Regions from separate parts of the Homo sapiens genome. Here region 1 is linked to region 2. A link is an interaction called in ENCODE POLR2A ChIA-PET data of the cell type or tissue named here. Cell type or tissue: endothelial cell of umbilical vein. All regions are shown on one strand.

Evidence for each region. Peaks named below come from ENCODE experiments on the same cell type or tissue, not always from the same donor. Only the 100,000 strongest peaks of a DNase experiment are listed, where the experiment ranks them.
Region 1: POLR2A ChIA-PET joins it to region 2 with 7 read pairs; 2 of 35 experiments call an interaction of 5 or more read pairs at or near these places.

What each region holds. Positions count from the first base shown.
Region 1 is chr4:97,641,471-97,649,470 of GRCh38, forward strand. All of the region lies in intron 10 of STPG2 (sperm tail PG-rich repeat containing 2), which reads right to left. Among named protein-coding and RNA genes, the nearest start is that of STPG2-AS1, 280 kb to the left of the region's middle. In endothelial cell of umbilical vein, no CTCF peak of the experiment used is centred here; a DNase peak (open chromatin) is centred at 5,741.
Region 2 is chr4:98,688,959-98,696,958 of GRCh38, forward strand. No RefSeq gene overlaps it. Among named protein-coding and RNA genes, the nearest start is that of TSPAN5-DT, 34 kb to the left of the region's middle. In endothelial cell of umbilical vein, no CTCF peak of the experiment used is centred here; DNase peaks (open chromatin) are centred at 173 and 3,653; H3K27ac peaks cover 1,168 bases.

The sequences.
Region 1 (8,000 bases), 1.0 Mb before region 2:
TATCTATCAGTTCTATTTTAGTTATTTCTATTGTGTCTGAAGCAGAACATGTTGTAACCAATATCAAAGATATAGAATATAATTTTAGCTAATTTTTGAATTCATTATAACTTTTATTATTTCACTTTATCAAAGACCATGACAGCAGAGCAGTTATACACAGATTTTTTTAAAACCTAAAACTCACTTCTTTCAACTTTTGTATGTCCAAATGGAAAAAAATGAAAAAAAAATTGAACATACATACAAATATATAGTACTATAATAAAAAAGGAAATTCATTGATGTCTTTTAAACAATATTTTATATTGCTTTATTTCTTATTTTTCTCCTAAGAAGTGTTTGCTAAAAGATGAAATAATGCCTACTAAATATCTCTTCCCTTATCTCTTTATTTGATAGTTCACTGTCATCAATACCTGGAGCAAATATGACATAAGAAAGTTGTAAGCATAGTTGTTTTTGATCAAAGCATGATTACATGCATAAAATAATAACACCTATTCTTTATTCTCCATGGTTTATTTGGCATTTAACTTATTATGCTCTAACCAATAAATCATAAAGTTGTTTTCTCTCCAAATTATTGTATTGGCAATAATGACAAATGAAAGTGACTTGCTTGTGACTTTTACTATGCAACATAAACAGATCCAAAGAAAATACATTAGACCTATTTGTAGAGTGTTTTATAGGAAGATGGAAACTGCAGATAAATATAAAAATAAAAATAAAATGCTCCCATGTAATATATTATTTTGTCTACATTAACATCAATAAACCTCATAATTCATACATTTTATATGTAGTATATGCCATTAAACATGCTTTATGAAATGAATATGCTTTATAAACTGAAAATATACTAATATTTTTAGTATCACATATTCTGTGATAAACATTGACATATTTAAGGTTTAGGAAGTACTATTGATAGCATTTATGATAAATAACATTTGGTAAAAAATATAAAATGTACTTTGCCATGAATTTTGATCTATAAATATTATTTATAACAAATCTGATAGAAATATTTACATATTATATCAACTTCTCAGGACCAAGGAAGTGAAAATATTTAATGCACATTCTATCTAATGTTAAATCATTTTCTAGAAAAATCAAAGCAGCATATAACTTGTTTTCATAAAGATCATGGTAAAATTTTAAGTTGTTTTACTGAATGTAACATAATTATTTTACTGATTTTAGTTATAAACAATTCACGTAGGCACAACGTTAATTCTCCATTTTTGAATTGCTGAACTTATTGAAAATATCACACAACCAATAAAATATAAGAAAATTCATGTTATATATTAACTTTTCTTACACGTTTATATGTTAGACTGCAATGGAATATGTAAACTGAAATTTTAGAAAAAAATAATCAAAACAAAAAAAGAAAATTAAGCCTTAGAGAACAATTGCCAAATAAATTCAAAAGAGCTGAAGAGCTCTGGAACTTTTCAGTAGTAAAGCAATATTAACCACGACTTTGAAAAATGCCTAGACCAGAATACTAATAAATATCTGATGAATGAATGAATCAATCAATCATGTGATTATGTATTTTTCCTTGGAATAATTATATATTTTTTCATGGAACTGCTAAAAATAACTCCTTATTCATTATATAACAGACATTTACTGAATGCATATTATATGCCAGAAATACTAGAATGTAACCTCATGGAGCTTTTAATCTAGTAGAAATTTTAATGGAAAAATTTTTAAAAAGAGGTTGTTCAATTTCAGTGAACAACCTTTTAAAGATATTGCCAAAATTATCTCCATTTTCTAACAGGCTATTTAAATTATTATGGAGAAATTCTTTGGTGCTGCTCTCACATTCAATGAAACAAACTCTATACATGCATTTAGGCATTAATAACTTCCTCTTTGTACAGTCACATTTTAGTCATATAGCAGTTTCCTGATGCATATCATCTTAATTTCCACCTAAGTAGTTTAAGTACAGCATTTTTGAAACAGATTTTGATACTCTTATGGCATCATAGAACAATAGTTTTATTTCATTTATTCTGCATATATAAGTAATCTCCAAAATACAACCATTTAACTCTTTAGCTCTGTAAGTTACTTTAAAGGGCTTATTTGCAACAACATTAAATATACAGTTGTGAGGCTATATATCCAGACATACTTATTAATATTAAATTGACTTTAAACTAATTTCCTTCTTTGTTTAAAGAACTCTTTCAGTTTACTTCTATAAGCATACATATCTAGCAGTGATTGAAGTTGTCTTATTGTGTCATTTCCAAAAGGGACTTTATATTACGAGTGTCTGATATTATAAGAGAATTTGAGATTCTTTTATTATAAAGAGAATTTTGGTAAAATTCACCTTATTTTTGGGCATAGTTACTTTTCCAACAATACCTATAGCCTACAAACTGGGCCTTACAAACTGGGAATCACCAGGAAATAAGTTATAGTAAATTTACCTCAAAGAAGGAGATGAATGTCTTTTAAACATGATTTTCAATCTTTCTAATCTCAAGTATTTTAAATTCTGAAAGTCTAGACTTGAATTGATATGGCAAAGTTCACCTGCCACCTGTCCAGTGACTTAAGAGAATGAAATTTAAAGAGGGGGTGATGCTTATTTGATGTAACCTTTGATCTTTTGACAAACCTATGAAAAACAAATAGAGCTTTAGGAAAACCTTTCCTTTTAAAATGGGCATGCTTATATATTATTTAAGAGAAGTACCTGAGTGACATATTTCTTTTGACAATAAAATGAAAAAAAATGTTTGTAAAGCATCTCAAACACATACAGCATCAGGATACATTAGTTTCTTTCCCTTTCAAAGAAAACCAAACACAAATTGTTACAAGAACTCATGGAGAAAATAAGTCTTCTGTCTCTCCCATGTCACTGCTTTTGACAAATGAATTACCTTTTGTTAGTCCCCAGCCAAACAAATAAGAACCTTAAAAGCAACAGATGAACACTCAACAAATGGATCATTTTTTGTGACAAACTGTCTGGAAGTTGTGCTGGAGGAATGTTTTATTATTTGATCAATGACTTGACGTGTCCTACCTTTTAATACCAAATGGAAAGAATCAGAAGGCAAGCAAACATCGCATGGCTCTAACCACTCATGGGAACTACTAGGGGACATTTGATTTTCAGGAGTTTGGGAACCCGAAACATAACATGATCTATTTTTCAATCAGGCAGATCTCACTTGGGAAAGGTGCAATGATGTTCAATATCCTTTCATTTTAAGAACAACCAAAGTGACTTACCAGAGCATAATTAACAGACCAGTAACATATCCTTTAGTATTCTAGTTTTCTAAAGCCTCCTTACTTTAAACTTTTGGTCAAGATAGGTAAAGTTACCTTGCTTCCCTCTTCTCAAACACAGATTTAAGAGATATTAAAGCTTTTGTCAGTGACAACACTAGATTTTGGATGCTGTTATTTTTTCCTTCACAATGTCATGCTCAAAATTGGATAAAGTGCACAAGCAAATTGCATGGCTCAGCAGTACTGGGAAAGCTAAAGGAAGCTGAGATGTGCTTTTTCTCATATTCTAAACGTACAATTATGAAATTTCTCTGATAACTTTAAAAACTAGCCTTAATCAAATATTATTTAGAGTATAACTTGGAGGTTATAAATAAACTGTTGCCTTTTTATGTAATCCAGAGGGACATAAAAGACAGATGGAGAACTGAGCATGGCCAATTGTTTTTTATAGCTACAGTTTAAAAAAAAAAATCCCCACTCACAAGGCAAAAAGCCTCTGCTACATGGCAGCTGCTGACTAGGGTGAGCAGAAAGTATCTTGCTGAAAAAAAAAAAAAAGAATTCAGCAGTACAGCAATGTGATTAGTTAAGCTCTATGGTGTTCCTCAGATAAAGGACGTGAAGCTGGAATTTTAAAGATAGAGTTCATAAAATAGTATCAAGAAGGCTTTTTATTTTGCCATTGATATTCTAAGAGACTGCGGCTATCAGAGTTGCAAATACTGTATCCAGAATCTTAGACTTCACTAGCTGCCTTTTAACCTTTGCCATGTGGCATATGAATGTGGCTTGTTTAGTGAATTTTATGACATAATTAATAGGCATTGTCAGAGATTCTCATTTATGATCATGGGGGGTTGGCAACCCTTTGTTGCTTTCATTCCAGACTCTGAGAAATTAGCCAGATGGTATGTCCTACCACCAAACTGCAATGTGGAAGACATCCTTCTCAGGACACTTTCAAATCCTTTCTGGCCAACTTCATGGCTTCTGCAGTAGTTAAATTAGTTACAGTTTTACTTAATTAGTTCTAACTGCATAGGTTGTTTATAGATTCCCTCTAAAACTTCACTGAGATAAAAATTAGTACTGTAAATAGTTTAGTTTTCTCACCTATATTTAACTTAGTGAAAAGACAACACAGTATACTACAAAAAGTTATCTCCATTATACATAAATTCCAGTCCAAACTCTGACACAAACACACTCCTTGAGCCCAGAGATCACTCTCACTCAGTTGCTTCATCTTTATAAATAAATATTGGGCTCAATGATCTGATTCTTTCCAACTAGAGAAGACCATGGGCTCTAAGTCTTCCCATGTGCAATCCATCACAAGCTCTATGCTGGTTTAAGTAGACCCTAACTTGGCTTTCAAAAATTAAAATATGTGGTTTTGAAGATTTGTGAGAGTCCTTGAAGTTCTATGACAAATAGCAATTTTTAGTTTTGCTTAGGAACAAATTTTATTTGCACACAGTGCAAGGCTATATGCAGGAAAGTAGGATTTATTATAAGAAAATCTAGTCCTCTATCCACCATTTGTATATCAATGTAGTTGCATGTTATCTTCTCATTATCAGTCTTATTACGGTTGCAAAGCGGCCACTTAATATTTTTCTTTTTTAGTATATCTTCTTTCATTTCATGAAGGAAATCAATAATGTAATATATCCTATTACTTTGAAAAATTAGTCTTTTATATAAAGTGTGAATTATACATTGAGGTTAACTGAACATAGATCTATAATGGAAACCAGGAACATTAGGACCTTTGGGAAATTCCCATATGCATCAATACATATAATTCATATCAGCATTTTCTAACTCCCCACCCTAAGCACTCACAGATTCCAAAAGCTTTGATGCTTTATGTGAACCAATATATACATATACTGTTTATTAATAAAGTTTATTGATTTATATTCTGTAAATTAACAGAAAATGTTTTCAACTGCTTAGTAAGTGATATACATTATAGTGTAAGTTATAATAATTTCAAAATCATTTGTTAATTTTTATAAACATTTGGTGTAATATTTTGTTTGACGTGGCCATCACTAAGTAATGCCTCTGTCTAGTCTATGATTTGACATAGAGAACTGCACCAAACTTTTCTGACATTAAATTTCTACCATTAAATTGACAGTTATTAGGTGCCATCTGGATAGTCATTAGGCGTCTCGATAAGCAGAGAATTTCTCTTCAGATCAATAACATTGTTCATAGTGCTGACTCTTCTTTCAGCTTCAACTAAATAGCAATGGCATGTAAATATTTTCTAGTCCAAGTCTGAGTTCCTTATATATTCAATTTTCTATCACCCACTAAAACATAACAATAATAAATCTGAATCTCACATTTAATTGGATTAAATGAATCATTCTGGTCAGATGAGAAGTAGCATAAATGCTTGTTGGGAGCATGGGCATGTTGCCAGGCTGCTTGAGTTAAAGTTCTGGCTCTGCCATTTAAGTTATAAATAAGCACTCAAATGCTTCAGTTTCCTTTCCTGTTGAATGAGCAAGACTCAAATGTCTTAGAATTGTGTCTGATCCTGGATTTATTGTTAATATCACTGCTATTAATGCCTGTGACTTGCTTTCATGTAGTGAATTAAATAGAGATGATATTTAACTGAGAAGGCTGAAAGCAAGAATTTGCACTTCTAACACCTCCTGGCCTGATATTACTACTGCAGCCTACCTCCATCCTCTGCTTCCTCCTCCTTTGCTAGAATCCCCACCCTGCCAGGAGATTCAGCAGTCCCTGGTCTTTGCCTGAGGCTGTCCCATTATCCCCTATCTTCCAGTTTGCTCCATTCTCTATCTGTCTATCTGCTTTCTTGGAGTCAAGGTCCCAAAAGGGGCTACAGTCTACTCAAGCACAATTTGAGGATGGTAAGGGACGGGCCAAGCAGTGGTGGGTGGCCACAACCTCATGGGGCCAAAATGACACTAAGCATTTGTCCGCCAAGATGCTAGCACTGTCTGTAGGAATACCACCTTTCCTTTTGGTATTTAGGTCTGTTCTGGGCAGAGGGAAACAGGTGTGAATGGGCCAGTCAAAGAGCTACAGTGAGCCATCTGGTAGTCCAGCAGGCTGGCAGGGGCCAGTGTGGGTCTAAATGGTGTTCACTCTGAGGTCCCTGGAACATGGGATAGGCAAGACCCTTGGGCATTACTAGGAGGGAGATCCCATGTTGTTACCTAAGAGCTAATCTGAGAGTTTGGTCAGCAATGGCACTGACTGACCACTTATAATAGCTTAGGCAAAAAGCAGGGTCCTAAAGTCTCCCCACTTAAGATAGGCATTAACCCTTTAGTTGCTGGCGTGGTCTGAAGTAATCCTAGGGGAAGGCTGGGTGGCAAAGGCCCTGGAGTAAAGTGAGCTTGCAACAATGGCACTTTTCAACAGATATAGACATATTTCAACAACAGGTAAAGCCATCCCAGTGTGTGGTGGCTAAACATCAGTCCTATCTAGATGAAGCATGTGCTTTCCACTACTCTCCCATCCCTCAGTCGTGGGCTAGTAATCTGCTGCAATATGCAGATCTCAAAGAATTGTAATGCTGGTATCTACCTGGCTTTAAAATAGCTTGGTAAATAGAAGGTGCTCAACAGATATTTGCTGAATAAGTGAACGAATAAATGTACCTATAGAAAGAAATCTTTTCCTGTCTTAACTTCCTGAAAGGTTTGGACCACTTACTATCAGTGTTTGTGTTTACTTGAATCGATCTTATGCTTAAGGTATGCTGAACACTCTCTCAGCAACAATGAAATTTATTACTACTAAAATGAACATAGGCTTTGAAGTCAGATACATCATAAATCAAATTCCAGTTTTTGTTCTTACCATTTTTAGTGATCATGGACACATAATTTATGTTTTCTGAGGTTATGAGACAATGGGACTCATTTTCTCAAAATTAAGGGTAATAATGTCTTCCTTATATGCTGTTGACAGATCAAGGAAATGTATACAAACTTAGTAAACTCATAACTAGAAATAAAAAATAAGTAGTCCTTGTTATTGTAGTTGTATTATTATTGGTGATGTTATTAATACAATGTATTATACTGTCAGCATCTCCTTCTCTGGAAAAGACAAGTCTTAATACTCAGGTCAAGCTCCCATTACTTTAATTAGCTAAATTCTGGTTTTCCTTTCCATCCTACACATCCAGGTTATAAACTTGCTGCATACATAGAACCAAACCCTAATTGTCTGATGATAATTCAGAACATGGTACTTGACTTCTTTTTTCACTAAAAGCTAGATGTAATTACAGAACTCCTCACTAATTGTCAGAAAATGCTTTGAGGAAAGAATAGGAGCAGGAAAAACATGCTTTCTGATGTATATCCTGCTGATCTGCCAGGCATCCCGACCATTCTTGTTACTACAGAGCAATAACATTTATTATCTTAATTATGTGTAGTATTTTTCTATAAGTCAGGTAATTATTTCACCTTGTAGACCTGTGGACCCAGAGTCCAGGTTAAATGCTTCAAGAAAAAGTTATTTTGTTTCTATAATAATATTAACATTTAATGGGAAAAACAGGTATTCTTTAACACTCTGCTTTCTGAAACATTTCTTTCTCTTTAGTTCTTGTTTTGGCTTTAATTTGAAATAGTCTTAGCTGTCACAGGCTGTTTTTAGGGCAAAAAAATAGTCTTGAAGATTTTTTAACTTATTGA
Region 2 (8,000 bases):
CTAATCTCCCCTAACAGAGGCCAGAGTGTAGCTGAAACAGCTCTTCTGACAGTTAGGAAGCTCTGATTCTGTCAGTCATTTTCTGTTCTTTATCATGTTTTTTTTCAAAGGAAAAAGCTGTTTTCCTGTGTGTGAGAACATTCTCTCTTATCTAATAATGCTCAATTGTCTTTCTGTTCCATTAGTGTGCAGGAAACCACCTGTCCAATTGAGATCAGAGCTGCAGATGTCAAAGTGTCTCATTTTATATAGATGTGCAGCTGTCAGATCAGAGATCAAAGGCTTCTCTTTAATGAAAACAAGTCATCTTTACCAACATGACTGTAGAATTTATACGAATACAGTTATCTGGATTGAATGATTGGCATTCATCTTTTTCAAGCTCCCATCATTTTAACAATGACTTGGCTCTCCCAACTTCCTCAAGTAAAGAACGAGGCAAACATCCTAACCTCTGCTCCCTCTCCTCTAATTCTGCTCCTATTTCTCTGGTCCCTGTACCAGAGGATTCATAATGGTCTCCCATGGGTCATGCTTGAGAGAGTTTTATTTGACCAAATGCATATAAAAAAAATTGTTGGGATTAAGGGCCAGTATTTTCAAATTGGAAGATTTCACATAAAAATCAGATCTCCAATTTTTCTTGAAAAATCAGGCAGTCCCAACACTGAGTTGTATTCTCAAAGACGAATATTGTAGTGTAGTCACTAAGGTGGTTTCCAATGATGCTTACCTCCTGGTTTGCATGCCTTTGTCAAATCTCCTCCCCTTGAGTGTGTGGTGAACTTGGCTCACTTCTAATTAACAGAATCCAGCAACAATGATAGGATGTCACTTCTGAGATTGGGTTACAAAAAGACTGCCTTCCATCTTTCTTCCTCGCTTGCTCTGGAGAGGCGCTGACTGCCCTATTATGAGCTGCCTTAAGGAGAGACCCATATGAAAAGGAACCAATTCCATCAGCCACCAGCCACCAGGGACCTGAGGCCTGCCAACAACCACATGAATGAGTTCAGAAGTAGATCCTCCCTCAGTTGAACCTTAAGCCAAGACCACAGACACAGCTGACACCTTTATTATTGTCTTGTGAGAGACCATGGATTAGAGGACCCAGTTAAACCATGCCTGGATTCCTGGCCCACAAAAACTGTGAGAAAATATGTTTGTGTTTTAAGTCAATACGTGTTGGGGTAATTTGTTACCCAGCAATAGATAACCATTGCAGTAACCATTAGTGATCAGGTGGAGCTGAGCACAGCTGTGCCCTTTGGAAGGCATGCATTCTCTCTGCTTGCACTTGTCCAGCCCACCCATGGTCATTGAGACCCTGCTCTATGCTGTGTATTAATCCACTATTCATTCAGTCACCCCATCAGGACCTCCCTTGATCCACCAGTTACTCAGTGCTATAGGAGATACCTCTGGGTTTCATTCCCTCTTCTTTGCTCTGCATGTCCTAATCATGGTTCGATCCCTCCTATTATCTTGCTTGGACTTTGGCAGCTATCTCCTAATTCCTCTCAGTTTCTTGTCCCACTCACCTCCAATTCATCCCTCCATGCTGCTGCCAGACAGCTATTTCTAAATGCTCTTCAGGATGAAATCTAAACTTTTGGCTTGGTTTCCAAGGCCCTCCAGGATGACCAAGCCCCCCTCACGCTCCAGCCACATCTCTCCCACACCTCCCTTTGCCGCTGCTGGGAACTATGCACTCTAGTCACCCGAAACTCCTCACTCCTCCTCAAATGCGCCTAGCTGCACCATATTTCTGGGCCTTTGCCCACCCTGATCCGTTGGCCTACAATGAAATGCCCTTCTCTGCCTCCCTGCCTCATGACCACACCTCACCTTTCTAGCATCACCTCCTCCGTGAACCCCTTGCTAAATCATGCCCCCAAGCAATCAACTGCTGCTTGCTGGTGCCCCTATAGCCATCTGTTCATGCTGCTCTCTTGGTGTCTGGATCACCCAATCACACTTGCTGCCTCATCTGTCATTATCTCACCTGGAGGGAATGGTGGCAAGATCACCACCTCTGTACCTGCATTGTCCAGCATAGTGCCAGTACAGGGAGGGGACTCAACTCACAACAGTGTTTCTGCAAAACAACAACAATAAAAATGTCTCCATTGTTTCCCCTTAATGCCACCACTTGACAGTTCCCCTACCTGGAATAGAAGCCACCCAACTTTCCTTCTATTTATTCTTTAGGTCACAGCTTAAGCGACATTCTCTCAGAGACCATTCCCTAAGCCCTTAGATCACACTGATGCCGCCTTTAATAAGACTCAACACTGCTGTAATCACCAACATGGCATCCCAGTGATTTGATTATATATTTGTTTATTTAATGCCTACAACAGTCCTATCAGGGTTCTCCCAGTTGACAGACGAAGAAACTGAGGCATTTGAACCCAGGCAGTATGACTTAGGGTCTATGTGCCTGAATAGGCACTCTTATAGTACCTGTTTATCAGCCACCCTCCCACCTCCTACACAAACAAACCATTAGACAGTAGGCTCCAACAGGGTCAAGCCTAACTTGTCCCTAATGTTCCCCAACCCAGTGGCTGCTACAAAGTAGGTATATGAATGGATTGACTCTGAATTCCTGAGAACAGATGGACAAATGAATTTTGAAATTCAGTAATCTATACCTGGTCGCCTGGGTCAAGAGATGCAACTCTAAATAGCTCACCTCGTAGAGCCAGGTGGAGTTTGCCACATTTCATGACAAGGTCAGGTGTCTAAAGTTTGATAATGCAGAGATTCCAGAGCTGGTTGCAGCCTTCTCGGGAAACAGGAGATATCTAAGCTCCATATTTGGTCATGAGTGCCCTGGTAACTGCTCTGACTCTGCCCATTGAGGGCTCCAGGAATTCTCAAGTGGACCCTCAAGAATGTATCAACTTCTCATAGAGAAGGAGCTGATGTCTGTTAAGCCCTCCTACAATGCTCCAGGAACTCCCTGACAGAAGCTCCGATCCTCACAATTCTCCAGGGACACTTTGCTGTGAGGATTTAAGCTCTGACTGGATACTCCATGAGGGCAGGGCTCTGTATTCCCAGCACCTAGAACAGCTCATGGTGGCTCATGGTGGGTGTTGAATAAGTATTTGTTGAGTGAACTTTAGAGATGAGGACACAGGCTTGGGAAGTTCAAGCGTCCTACCCATCACCACACAGCTAGTAAGTTGTGCAGTCAGGATCTCCATGCAAGGCTCTCTGTAGCTAAATTCATGCTTTTCCCAGTATTTCATACTTATTCCACATAATTACCCATTCCCAAGTAAATTCTCAGTATTGTTAGGGTCTTGAGAGTTCAGGGGTGAGAGCCATGTTACCGAAGGCCCAAAATGCGGCTCTTAAAATTTGCGCTTATGTGAATTGAGCTGGCTGTGGATATCAGAGAACTTCAGAAACTCTTCAGCCTTAAAGCAGATTGCAGCGATGGGAATGTGGAAACCATATTCTAAGGGGCTAGTGGATCCCCTTCCCCCACAGTCCTCAAGCCAATCTTTTCCCTTCATTATCACCGTCTGCCAAAAAAAAAAAAAAAAAAAAAAAAAATCAGAAAGGCTCTTTTTGCACTCTCTTTCCTGAACGTTCATGTCAGCAGGCTCTCTTCCTGAACATTCGTGAGCCACTGATGTTTCCTGTTAAATGCATTGCTTTCAGGGCTGACTCTCCGGCTGGATTAAAAGGTATGCAGTCCTGTACAAGCATTAACTCGTGGCTGTGCACTGCATTTTTAAAGGCCCAGAGAGCTGCTGAAGTACGAAATGAAATATCTTTACAAATGACTGGCCTCATTTAGTCTATAAAAATGCTGGGCTCGTTATTTATGTGGATTACCTATCCCCTCATTATAAATCTTGGAGAGAAATTTCTATCTTCACCCTTTCATGTTACATATTTTTGAGATTCTATTTCTGTTATCTGCAAAGAAAAATTTAGCTTCCAGATGAAGTATTATGATTACCCTGCAAAAATAAATGATTCTAACTAGTTATAGAATAAGTGTTATTGGATATGAATTCATCAACCTCCTTGCCTACTATGCCCTTTCTTGTTTGGTGTGTGTGTAAGAACCAGAATATAATGATGGGTTTGCTCGGCAACTTATGTGTAGGGAAGCTCTGTTAACATCCGATTTGGAGAGCTGTGGCTCTCAATTTAGAAATTTGAAAATTGGTAGCAGTTGAGTTCAGAAAATATGTGTCTATGTGAGAAACTGATGTAACTAGCCTTATATGTTACTGAGTAAGGCTAGTATGGTCACTAGATGGCATAATTTGAGGCCAAGTATTAATATTGTTAGAGTTAGATTTGCTATTCCAGCTCACAGTGTTATTAATCTGGGGGTTAAGTGGTAGGGAAAAATCAAATATAGACTAGACCGTACTGAAGAGGTAGTATCCTGAGATGAAAACTGTATGAGATTTAGAATCTGATTCTGCCACTATTTGCTGTGTGTCCTGCAGCAAGTCACTTGCCCTCTCCGAGCCCCACATTTCCCATTTCTAAAAAATATTTAGGCTAGGTGCAGTGTCTCATGCCTGTAATCCCAGCACTTTGGGAGGCCAAGGTGGGTGGATCACCTGAGGTCAGGAGTTCGAGACCAGCCTGGCCAACATGGCAAAACCCTGTCTCTACTAAAAACAACAATAACAAAAAATTAGCCAGGCACCTGTAGTCCCAGTTACTCAGGAAGCTGAGGCAGGAGAATCGCTTGAACCCAGGAGGCAGAGGTTGCAGTGAGCTGAGATGGTGCTACTGCACTCCCGCCTGGGCAACAGAGCGAGACTCTGTTTCAAAACAATAAAATAAAATAAATTTAATAATATTCACTTCACAGGATTGTGGGAAGGGTCAAATTCAAGATTGTTGGTGAAAGCACTGATGTCTCCCCACCTAGCTCCCTTAAACTGGGGCTGTGATCTCACTTTAGCCTGCTGAGGCAAGCTGCATCCCACTCAGCTTTCCTCCACCTTTCAGCCTAGGGTATTTTACAGTTTGTAGTTCCCTCTTATTCTCGATGTACTTGAGTTATCTTGTGTTTGCTAGTCAGATTATGGGTAGAAAATTAATAAATATGGCTGAAAAATGTAAATGTTGGGAGGAGGAATCAAACGTCCGGGCTGGTTTCGCCAATCATTCACCTAGGCACGTTAGTTTCTTAATGTGGCCTCTGACTTGCTGTGCAGGATAGGAGTCTTGACACTGGTTCTCCTCAACACCCTGTAACCAGTCATCACAGAAGAGCCACACCTGAGGCCTCCAGCCTACAGCGTGAGGAATCACAAAGATGAGGGTGGGACGCCATCTGCATCCAGGTGAAGGGCTCCGCCCCTGGAGCAAGACTGCCCGTGTGAGAATCCTGCCCTGCACTTGCCAGCTGTGGGACGGTCGGTGCCAAATATTCTTATGCTGCACTGGCCTCATTGTGAAATGGGGACATGAATAATACTTCCTTGTTGTTAAGCATTTGTGTTAATATTCATATCAGCATTAGAATTATTTCAGCTTTTTTAGGTTTCAGAAATGAACTTGTTCAGATCAGTTTCTGTTGGTTACAAAGAACAGACATCACCCAAACAAGGTCAAGTAAAAGGGGATTATGAAGAGGTATGAGAGATTCTCAGGTTAATGAAGTGTGAGAAGTATAACCAAGCCTCATAGGAACTGGACGGGCATCTATCTTTCTCTCTCTCCAAGCATGCAAGCATGCACGGGCAGCGCACACACACAGAGAGAGAGAATTCTTCATCGTTTCTCTCCCTGCATTTGCCCCATTCTCCATGGCAGATCAGCATCCTCTATTTCTCATGGTTTCTGCCCCTCCATACAACTTCAACTTGCATGTGGTGCGAGCCAGCCAGGGGCCTTGAATATGTAATTTTCATGGTCATGTAATCACAGGCACTGCATTTCTTCTGTCAAATTCTAGAGAGAAGCTGATGGAATTTTGGCCACATTATGGATTGATTTTTTGGGGGACTCAGATGTGGTGCTCCCTGGTTCAGTCTGCTGTGATTGGTGAGTGTGGGTCACATGATACTGGAATAACTCTGTCCAAGGGAGGCAGGTAGGGCCCAGTAAGCTAAAAACAGGACTTCTACCATAAAAAAACTTTAGAAGACAAATTTCACCTTAACTATGGAAACTGTTAAATTTTAAATTTCATAGAAAAATCTTTTCATAAAACATTACTCATTTTTTCATGTTTCATAAAACCACTTCTTTCTGATAAAAGTAATACATACATATTTTATACCTTTGGAAAATATACACCAAGAATATTAAAAGTAAGAATCAACCTTATTTTTCCAATTTAGAAATTAACTGGGTTAACATTTTTATATTTATTTTTTCTCTAGTATTTTTTCATTTTTGAGGTTATATTGTAACTATTATTTTGTAACATAGTTTTTCTCAGTTTGAATTCTCCAGGAACAAATTCTGAAATAAGGATTCCAGGCTGGGCGCAATCACACCTATAATACCAGCACTTTGGGAGGCTGAGGCGGGCAGATTGCTTGAGTCCAGGAGTTTGAGACCAGCCTGGGCAACATGGCGAAACGCCATCTCTATTAAAAATACAAAAAAATTAACCGGGCATGGTCATGTGTGCTTGTAGTCCTAGCTACTTGGGAGGCTGAGGTGAGAGAATCACCTGAGCCTGGGAGGTTGAGGCTGCAGTGAGCTGAGATCACGCCACTGCACTACAGCCTGGGCAACTGGAGTGAGACCATGTCTCAAAAAAGAAAAAAAAATTCAAGAGCACATAATTTATCTTTAAAACTATCCCAGGAAACACCAGTAGGAAAGTGGAAAAGAGATATAAGGAAGGGAAATGTTACAGTCATTATAGCTGTGTAACAAATTACTCCTGAGTGATACAAAACAACCACAGTGTTATTTTGCATAAGATTTGGTGCATCAGGAACTCAAGAAGGGCTCAGCTATAGAAGTCCACCAGGGCTGCAGGCATCTGAAAGCTCTGTTGGGCTGGATGTTCAAGATGGCCATTCCCATAGCTGGCAGGGGATCCAGATCTTTGCATGGGGCACCCCAGCATAGCAACTTCTGTTTAGTGAGACTTCTTAGTCTGTGACTAGTTTCCCCAAGAGTGAGCGCCCAAGAGAAGTAGATGGAAGCCAATGGCCTTTTATGGTCTATCCTTGAAAATCATACAGTGTCACTTCTGCCATCGTTTTCTATGAAAGCAGTTGCAAGCCCATGAGGGAAGAGACATAGATCCTACCACTTCATGGGAGGAGCGCTGTAGAACTTGAAGCCTATTAAAAAAAAATCACCACAGAAAGAAAGCCAATAAATTGTATGTAGTTAATCCAGTTGGCACTGTGTTGCAGCAGGAGCTGAGTTCTGCTGGAGAAATCTAGAAAAATTTGAATATAAAAAACATCTCAAATTGTCCCAATGGAAGGCTGCGAAAACTAAGGTGTTCAACCATCAATTTCCCATTAATAATTGGTCAGGCTGGGGAGTGGGAAGAGGGAGCATTAATTGCCCTGGGAATGGAGAAGTTCCCTGGCTTTGATTTCTAGCATACTGGCCAGTGGAAAGCCTCAGGCAGAGAGTTTCAGGTCTTCACAGCAAGCAGCCTTTCAGCAACAGAGCTCTGCACAGAGATGAATGCCATGGGGTTCTGAGGAAGGTACCAATAGTAACTGGCACAAATATCTTAAGCATTTTCTTTGTCATTAAATTCTCTCTGTGACAACTTTTAATGGTTAGATATTTTATTTTGTTTAATTAACATCTCTGTGCATCAAGCTGAGAGCTAGGGGAAGAAAAAAATCACACCGCGGTGTCAGTTAATGTCACTGCATGTTCTCTAACTTTGGGCCACCAATTGTTCATCTTTCTAATTTTCCTTAGCTCCCTCTCTTGACACCAAACTTTCACTTCTTTCCCTGAATCTCTTTTCAACTTGCATCCCATTTACTCTTAGCCGATGAGCTAATCTGCTTCAG